2 separate regions of the Homo sapiens genome follow, and region 1 is linked to region 2. The links are chromatin contacts, found by Hi-C in ENCODE. All regions are on one chromosome and are shown on one strand. The core of a region is the stretch at or near the end of the contact, and the rest is flanking DNA. Distances in the headings are between cores, read along the strand shown.

Region 1 (4,003 bases), core at 1,449-3,948, 720 kb before region 2:
GATGTTCCTGAGGATCTGAGAGTCTGGGCTCCTTTTTAGTGGAAGATCATGTATATAAAACATTTCTTTATTTGAGTTTGGAAGAGAAGAATCAGTAGAAAAGGTCTTTATAAACTTTAAAAATAACCTGGATAGGATACAGATTTCAATTAAATCAATGTAGAAAGTCACCTCATCATTAATCATGAATGTCTGCTGCTTGCTTGGAAGGAGGAGATAAATAATGGGTTCAGAATCCTTTCTTTCTCTCTTGTATATTTCAGCAACAATGCAGAGGCAGGAAAAAAAAAGCAAGAATTCTTAAAGGCGAGGTTCTGTTATTCAACCCTGGGCTTTCCCAGGTGCAAACTTAATTTCTCCTTTCTGCAGGTTCCCAGGTCTGCAGTCGCTGAGGTCATCAGCTCCTCGAGCCAGGCCTTCTCAGAAAACAGTGCTCTGAGGGGAGAGGCCCATAGCAAGGAAGCAAGGAAACAAGACCCTGGGAAATGTCTCCTAATCCCTGCCCCACCCTTCCCTGTGAAATAAACCATGATGGCGCTGGGCTATGAGTCTTACCCACTAGGAGATGGTGTGGGATGCTGTGATGAGAAGAAGAATTATGGCTTGTTTTGGAGGCAACATTTTTTGGTCCTGGTTTTGGATATATTGTTGACTCCCCTGACCATCAGAGTCCTCCTTTTGAGAGACCTGGCCTGGCAGCATTGTGGGGTTGTGAAGATCCCCTGTGTATGGAAGTGCTTTATAAATGGTGCAGCATGGTACCTATGTAAGACTCAGTATTCTTGTTGTTGACACTTTGACCTTGAATACGAATTCCTGGGCTCTTGGGATCTAAGTTTGATATTGTCTAGTCCCAGTAAAACATTCTACTCAGCCTCCTAACAGCCTGTTTGCTCCTATTTTTGACAGATGTGAACCGAGCTCCTATTGTCTCAGTTTGGAGAGCTTGCCTGAGAGGTGACATTTGCATTGAGACCTGAAAACAGAGAAGAAACAGAGCAGAGGGAAAGAGCTTTCCAGAGAGAGGGACAGAAAGTCAAGGAAGGGAGGGAGTAAGGCAGTTGCCTTTGAAGAAGGGAGCAAGGCCAGGGCATCGGGAGTGATGAGTAGGGGAGGAACAATCAGCCTGTATGTGTGGGCAGTGGCCAGGGTACATGGGGGCTCGCCAGTTCTGTGGAGGATCCGATTTCATTTCAAGGGAAGAGGAAAGCCTTGGGAGAGTTAAAAGGATGAATTTGATTGACACTTTTATTAAAAGGAGTGCATTGGCAGCTGAATGGAAAATAGGTTTACTGAACACTAACATTTAAAGTTTCAGGGTAGTGGATGACAATTACAAGTCAGGTATGTCTTCTTTTATGTTTCAAAGAAGAATCACTGACATCTAACAACAACTGCTCACATTTCTCATCAAAAACAGGAGAGTCTGGCAGCAGGCACCAAAAGTCCCAAGAATGGCTCCAACTATAAAAGGATATGAGGATGACATGATCTGTCCCTTGTTATTGCAAAATGCACACTGACAACTTGATGAAGTTATGTGCCAGGCAGGTGGGCCCCGGCCCCACCAGGCTCCTCGCTGAGCCTGCTGCAGGTGTGCAGAGGTAGCTTTCCCTCACTCTCACTTTTTTTTTTTAAACTTGTAGGGACAAGCACAGGACTGAAATGTAAAGTGTAGGGGGAGCCCTTGAAACTATTGCTATGGAATAAAAGATGAAATGCTCCTGATTATTGTAAATACAAAGTTGCATGCAGGATTGTGTAAAGACAATGCCAGGCTGGACTACCAGAATAAGCCAACAGCGTGTGATGTGCTTCCCCCTGCAGAGTCTATGAACGGAAGGGCAGGCAGGGATGTTTCACATCACCAAGATTCCTATCCCAGAAAAGCAGATGTTCATAGCTCTGAGAACGGAATGCGACCCTTGAGGAGAGCCTATAAACGGACGCATGAGGGGTGCATGTTCATATGGATAAGATAGGGCTATAAATGCCCTCATCTTGCCACAGCTCTTCTAGGCCTCTTTAGGGTTAAGGCATTCTCCCTTCTGAGAATTTCTGGTCTAACCTGTTGTCTAGCTTCACGTCCTGTTTCTATGGATTGTTTGTAACCAGCTTTTGCTGCAACTGTTACTGCTGATTAATATCTTGCTAATCACAGGTTATGGAAACACTGTGTTTCTGTTTTAAGGCTCTGTTAGAAATTACTGATGCACATACTATATTGTAAATTCTTATCTCTGTATATTGTACTTCTGCATACAGATGTTATGTTAAAGAATTGCTTCATCCCCATGTGACCATCTCACCTCATAATCAAATGACCCGAAATCCCTCACTAACCTACCCCCACCCTCACTAAACTTAATAACAAATGCTATATTTATATCCAGTGCATTGGTGGCATCGCAGGACCAGAAGGCGGTGACCCCCCGGACCCAGCTTTCACTATCTTGTGTGTGTCTATTCTTTCTCAACCTGCCAATCCTCCTGGGAACAAAGAGCCCCATTGCATTGCAGATTGCTGGCCAGATCCTGCAATAGTAAAGCCTAGGGAGGATTTACAGCCTCCCCAGTCAAAGATGTATTTACAAAAAATTCAAACACTTGCTCAGCTGCGGCCTGGATGTGATGGCATCTACACAAGATGACTTCCTGCAGCGGCACAAATGAAGCTGTGGGGGATCCCGACGAGCTAAAGCTTGGGTGTGGCACATGGGAGTGAATGTGTTTAAAGTTTTAAAAGTGGTTAAAAGGTGAAAAAAGAAAGGCTAGAAACCAAACCTCAGAAAAATCATGCATTTGAAAGTGACTGCTTTAGTTTTCAATCTGGTTTCAGTCTTGTAACCTCTATCTGTATCTCAGCCTGCATTGTGTTACTATGCTTTTTAAGCCACGGTTTCTTAAACTGAAAATGGGAGACTAATAACCACCTCACTTTTTTTTAAATAAAGGTAGAATCAGATTATGTTGCAAAGATGCTCAACCCAACCAGATACATCATAAGTGTCCAGTAAATGGAGTTCCTATTCACTTCCTTAGCAGCCCTGCATTCTGACCCCTTTCCTATTGCTCATCACAGGGTCTCCACAGCCTTGAGAATAAAAGGTTTTGCTCATTTGAGTCCTTCAGTAACCAGGTGAGAATCTAGTTTCAGGTTCTCTCAAATTGAGGGTTGTAGAAGACAGGCCAGATGGGACAAGAAACTGAAGAATCTGAGCTCGAGGGCTGAGAATCAGAGAGAAATGAATTCAGATGTGCCTGCATGCATCTGTGTGGGTCTGTGCACCTATGCTTGTGTGTGTGAGTGCAGGTGTGTGTGCGTGCTGTGTTAGGAGGAAGATGGCTAATTATGATTATGAAACTGGTGGTATTTTTGCTGATTATAACAATCAGAATTTTCAAATGGAAAGATAAAAGTAAAGCACAGAGCTGGTGGTGTCAAAGTCATAGGAATTTTAGTCACTTTATGGGAACTGGTTTCCACTTATGCCTATTTTCTACACAGGAAACCAACAATTAAGTGTATCATTAAAGGCCTGGGTAAAATTTAACGTGTTTGTATTTCCTGTTAATAATTATTTCAGACCTGCACATGCTGACTTCATCTTGGTTGGTTGTGGAGGCTGACTGACTGCTGGCTGCTGTGAAACATGAGGGTTACCAAGACCCTGAGAGCAGAGGGTGTGTGGTCCATTGTCAAAGAGCCAGGGGGACACGTGGGAGGGTCACTGCGGGAAGTGACTGCAGGCCATGCATGGTAATGCACAGGTATGACCAGCACAGAGGGACATGCCTCTAAGAAGGGTGCACTCTGGGGGCAGGGAAAGGACATAGATGAGAGAGTTTGAATGCTTTCTTGGTAAGTGCTTAATTAGATTGGTTCCCCACGGCAGCATTTTATGAACTGAAGTGCATAGACACTTCAAGGGGCTATAAGAGGGAAAATATTCCATGGGTTAGAGATGGAGAGAGGAGCATCTAGAATTTTGCAACTGAGCTT
Region 2 (4,362 bases), core at 1,812-4,311:
ATATTAAATGACATCAAGATTGAACATCTGTGCTAGGGATTTCATCATTGTGGATCAATAATTCAAAAGACTCAAGACAAAAGAATCCACTCGGAGATCAGTGTTCTTGCAATGGGAGATGTATATGGAAAAACTATTCCTTGTGGAATCCTTTCCTTCTTCCCTCCAAAGCTTTCCATACCACCAAAATGAAAAAGTACACACACACACACAAACACACAGACTTAAATCATTTGTAAGCCTACAATAATAAAAAATACTGTGCTATATAGAGAACTACCCTCATGTCTGATGTATGCTGTGTTATGCGTGCATTTTACCCCTGTTGTGGTTTCCTGTCAATCTGTGAGCAGTGGGGAACCTTTTAAAAGACATCCCTGGTTGGGTGTCAAAAATTTCAGGAAGTACCAAATCAGATGGATTTTCTGCAGAATAACTCTCTGACCTTTAACCACCTCTTCCTGATGTGTGCCGTGGATAGATCTTCCTCCTCCTCAAAAAACACACCACGTATTCTGGGACAATAGCTTTAAAATACCTCCTTGAAGCCATCAAATGTCAGTCAGAGTCTAGGTGGCTGTGGTTGTGGTTCTTAGGTGGGTGGCTCTCAGATTGAGCACAGAATCTCCTAGGGAAGCTGTCTGAACCCCACCCAAGACTACTGAATTAGAGGCTACTAAGGAGAAGCCTAGCAGACTAGCAAAGTTTGGAGAATCACTGATTTGGTTTAATCTCTTCATTTTACCAAAGGGGAAACTGAGGCCCCAAAAAAGAGAAGTGAATGACTCATCTAAGATCCAATTGTCTCAGTGCCAGGGCTGGAATTGTTCTTTACAGCTTCTTCCGGGGAGAGCAGAGCCTCAGGATATTTTTAAAAACATGTTCAAGCCTAGTTGGACTGAACTTTGCCAAGAGTTGGACGTTCTTCAGTGTGCGACACATTCTAATGTTATACTTTTTAATGACATATTATGAATATCATCTCTGTTTTAAAGATGGAGAAACTGAGGTTTAGAAAAGTTAAATAACTTGTCCAAGATCACACAGTTAATTTATGATGGAGACAGGATTCCCACTCAGGTCTATCCGACTCCAGTTCTGTGAGTGATAGGTACCCCATCTATGAGATAAAAACTCAAACTGACAGCCAAGTGACCTTTCCCCCTTCTGCAAATCTTTAAAAGCACCGGTGCTTTTCTCATAACCACTCCAGTTCTTAAAATGATTTTTTTAAGAGAGCGAAGGGCTTAGGAGCAAATGGCTTCTCTTAATAGAGCAGTAATAAAGGCTGGTATCCTAATAGTCGTTTTCCAGATATTTGTGCAGATGGAAACATTCACAATGATGACATTCCAACTTGTAAATACTAGCTCTGTGGGTTTCGGAGGGTTTGTTTTGTTTTGTTCTGTTTGAGATAGTTTCGTTCTGTTGCCCAGGCTGGAGTGCAATGGAGTGATCTCAGCTCACTGCAACCTCCGCCTCCTGGGTTCAAGCAATTCTCCTAACTCAGCCTCCCGAGTAGCTGGGACTACAGCACACGTCATCATGCACAGCTAATTCTTGTATTTTTGGTAGAGACGGGATTTTGCCATGATGGCCAGGCTGGTCTCCAACTCCTGGCCTCAAGTGATCCGCCCTCCTCGGCCTCCCAAAGTGCTTGGATTACAGGCGTAAGCCACTCTGCCTGGCCTAGCTTTGTGTTTTTAAATCATTTTGTGGGTGTTTTCAGCCAGGCACTCCTTAAAAACAGTGTTCACAGCATACCTAATAAACTGTAGTTATTACCCAAAGTATGTGGTTCAACAACAAAAGGTGGGCGAGTGAAAGAATTGATAAATGATCCGACTGTGATGTTATCTGTTCCAAACACTTTGCAACAGAGTTGAACACATCAACAGCAATATATGTGATGCACCAAAGCAGGGGGCTGATGCATGTGGAGCCCCTGGCAACCTGTGCGTGTCAGAAGGGTGCGCTGCCTTGCTGCTGGCTTCAGCCAGGTAATGCCCAAAGTAGGGTCTGTGTGGGTCTGGTCTCTTACCAGAATCGTAGCAAGATTAATTTTTCATTATCACCACCCACTTCGAAAGTAAATTTCATGTTTCCCACTGAGTTTCCCAAGGGAATTGGATAGGTCTACATAAACCAGGGGAAAATGGACAGTTTTAGACACACTTGAAAAAAAATGTGTGTCAGGATAGACACACTTGAAAAAAAATGGATGGGATTCAGGCCCAAAATATGGCACCTTGAAAATAGTGGATGTTTTAAGCTGAACCAATTTCTGAACTTCCCTTGAAGCAGGTCATAAGAACCTCAGGTGACAGGTGCCCTCCCTATACTCAGGGGAAGAGCGCATTTTTATCTGCGAAGAAGAGAAACTGGGCAAACAGGCCTTGCTGAGCTTCCCCCCGCTTTCCCACCCTCAGCTCATCCCCTCTGTCCTATCATATTCTTCCATGACTTTCCACTCTTCATCAAACCCCGTATAAAAACACTCAGGTTTAAACATTTCTTTGGGTCTTCATTTCCTTACAAAAGCCCCTGTATCACATAAAACGTGTATTAAATAAATATATATGCTTCTCTCTTTCTAGCCTGACTTTTGTTACAGAGATCCTGCCAAGAACCTGGAAAGACAGAATTAAAAAATGTGTCCTCCCCAACAAAATCAAAGCGATTTTTTTTTTCTCTGTCCTAGATTGTTCTAGGTCAATGCAACTGGAGCATCCTGCTGTCAGGGTAGTTGCAGCCAGAACACATTTGGAGTTTGACAGCCTGAAACAACCACAATTCATTTATACATGATTTGCTTTCTCAGGATGAAGAAACAGAGACTTGTCTGACACGGTCACTCCCTCTTGGCCAATAAGCATCAGTTTCCTGACACAAGCGTTTCCTGGGGGAGGGTTAAGGAGATCGGTTGTTTTCTAACCCGCTCCTGAGTCTGATGGTGTCCAGGTGACGTGATATTTTCCGGGCGATGGTGTCCGGGTGACATGATATCTTCCACCTGGGACAGCAACTGCTCAATCCATCCGGCACCTGCCTCCTGAGCTTTTCCTCCAGCGCCCTCTACAGGAGCTTGTTAAGCACTGGATGCCGAGAACTAGGAGAACTCTGTCCCCGCTTACCTGGGACTGAGGAAGGACATTCAGTGATAAAACCAGGCAAGTCCCGGGAAAACGGAAACAAGCTGATCACCCTAATAAATAAAAAAGGGGGCCGGACGCGGTAGTTCACGCCTGTAATCCCAGCACTTTGGGAGGCCAAGGCGGGCGGATCACGAGGTCAGGAGTTCAAGACCAGCCTGACCAAGATGGTGAAACCCCGTCTCTACTAAAACTACAAAAATCAGCCAGATGCGGTGGCAGGTGCCTGTAATCTCAGCTACTCGGGAGGCTGAGGCAGGAGAATTGCTTGAACCTGGGCGGCAGAGGGTGCAGTGAGCCGAGATTACGCCACTGCACTCCAGCCTGGGAGGCAGAGTGAGACTCCATCTCAAAAAAAAAAAAATAGACCTACGCTGGAGGGTCTGGTGGGGACCCTGCGCTATTAAACCTTCATAAATGTATGGTTGAAGTTGGGGGATGGGGAAGGTATCTTAGTCAAAGTCCCCAAGGCCTGTGAAGCAGCACAGTGTCCGATTCTGCAGCCCAAGCTGGGCAAGAGCCTGGTGACTTACAGGATTCCTCGTGAGTTGTCAATCACTCTTAACTTTCATTCACTCAACAAACAACTGCTGAGCACTTTTTATATGCCAGGAACCCTCCTTGGCACCAGTAATAAAAGATGCAGTATGGCATGGTCCCTGCTAGAGGAGGTGTCTACACAAGTGGCAAGTGTCCAGTGGGCAAGTGCTCCATGAATGAAAGTCCTTGACAGATGTGACCTGGAAATGCCCTTACACTGCTGACAGGTAGGAGCGCCTTTCCGCAGGCACCTGAACACAGCCGGAGCCATTTGGCAGGGGTCGGGCCAAGGGCCGGGCTGAGGGGCAGGACGTGAAGATGAGTTGGGTCTAACCCTGTTCCACGGCTCCACCTCCTCTCTGCCGGGGCCCCAGGGCAGAGTCCAGAAAAGACAAGCAAACACATTGGTTTGAAAGGTAAAAGAAATAATTAAATTTTCAGCTGCAGGAAGTTGGCTGAGTAAATTATGATCCTAAAGGTATTTTGTGCCTTAACGATGATGAGAAAGATTATGTAGCCACATGGGACCGTGCAAACTAGGTTTCTTCAAAAAGTAAATGTATATTAGGATCATGCAATTAAACACGCTATCAGATGAAGACTGGTTGGGAAAACAAACTGGATCCGGTGTGTTCAGTGTTAAGATTATGGGCGATCTCTTATTCTTCTC

The links. A loop is a pair of places that touch in the nucleus more often than their neighbours do. Pooled maps may share reads with other maps.
Region 1: a pooled map shows a loop between it and region 2 (4-fold over the local background). The contact joins two enhancer-like sites. A Hi-C loop is called at or near these places in 3 of 37 single-sample maps with no recorded cell type and 8 of 50 pooled maps.

Annotation. Positions count from the first base shown.
Region 1 is chr17:41,340,371-41,344,373 of GRCh38, reverse strand. No RefSeq gene overlaps it. Among named protein-coding and RNA genes, the nearest start is that of KRT33A, 8.5 kb to the left of the region's middle. Within about 2 kb of position 2,698, at least 4 of the 41 ENCODE cell types and tissues checked have a DNase peak (open chromatin) inside an H3K27ac peak, as active enhancers do.
Region 2 is chr17:40,618,815-40,623,176 of GRCh38, reverse strand. No RefSeq gene overlaps it. Among named protein-coding and RNA genes, the nearest start is that of SMARCE1, 27 kb to the left of the region's middle. Within about 2 kb of position 3,061, at least 7 of the 41 ENCODE cell types and tissues checked have a DNase peak (open chromatin) inside an H3K27ac peak, as active enhancers do.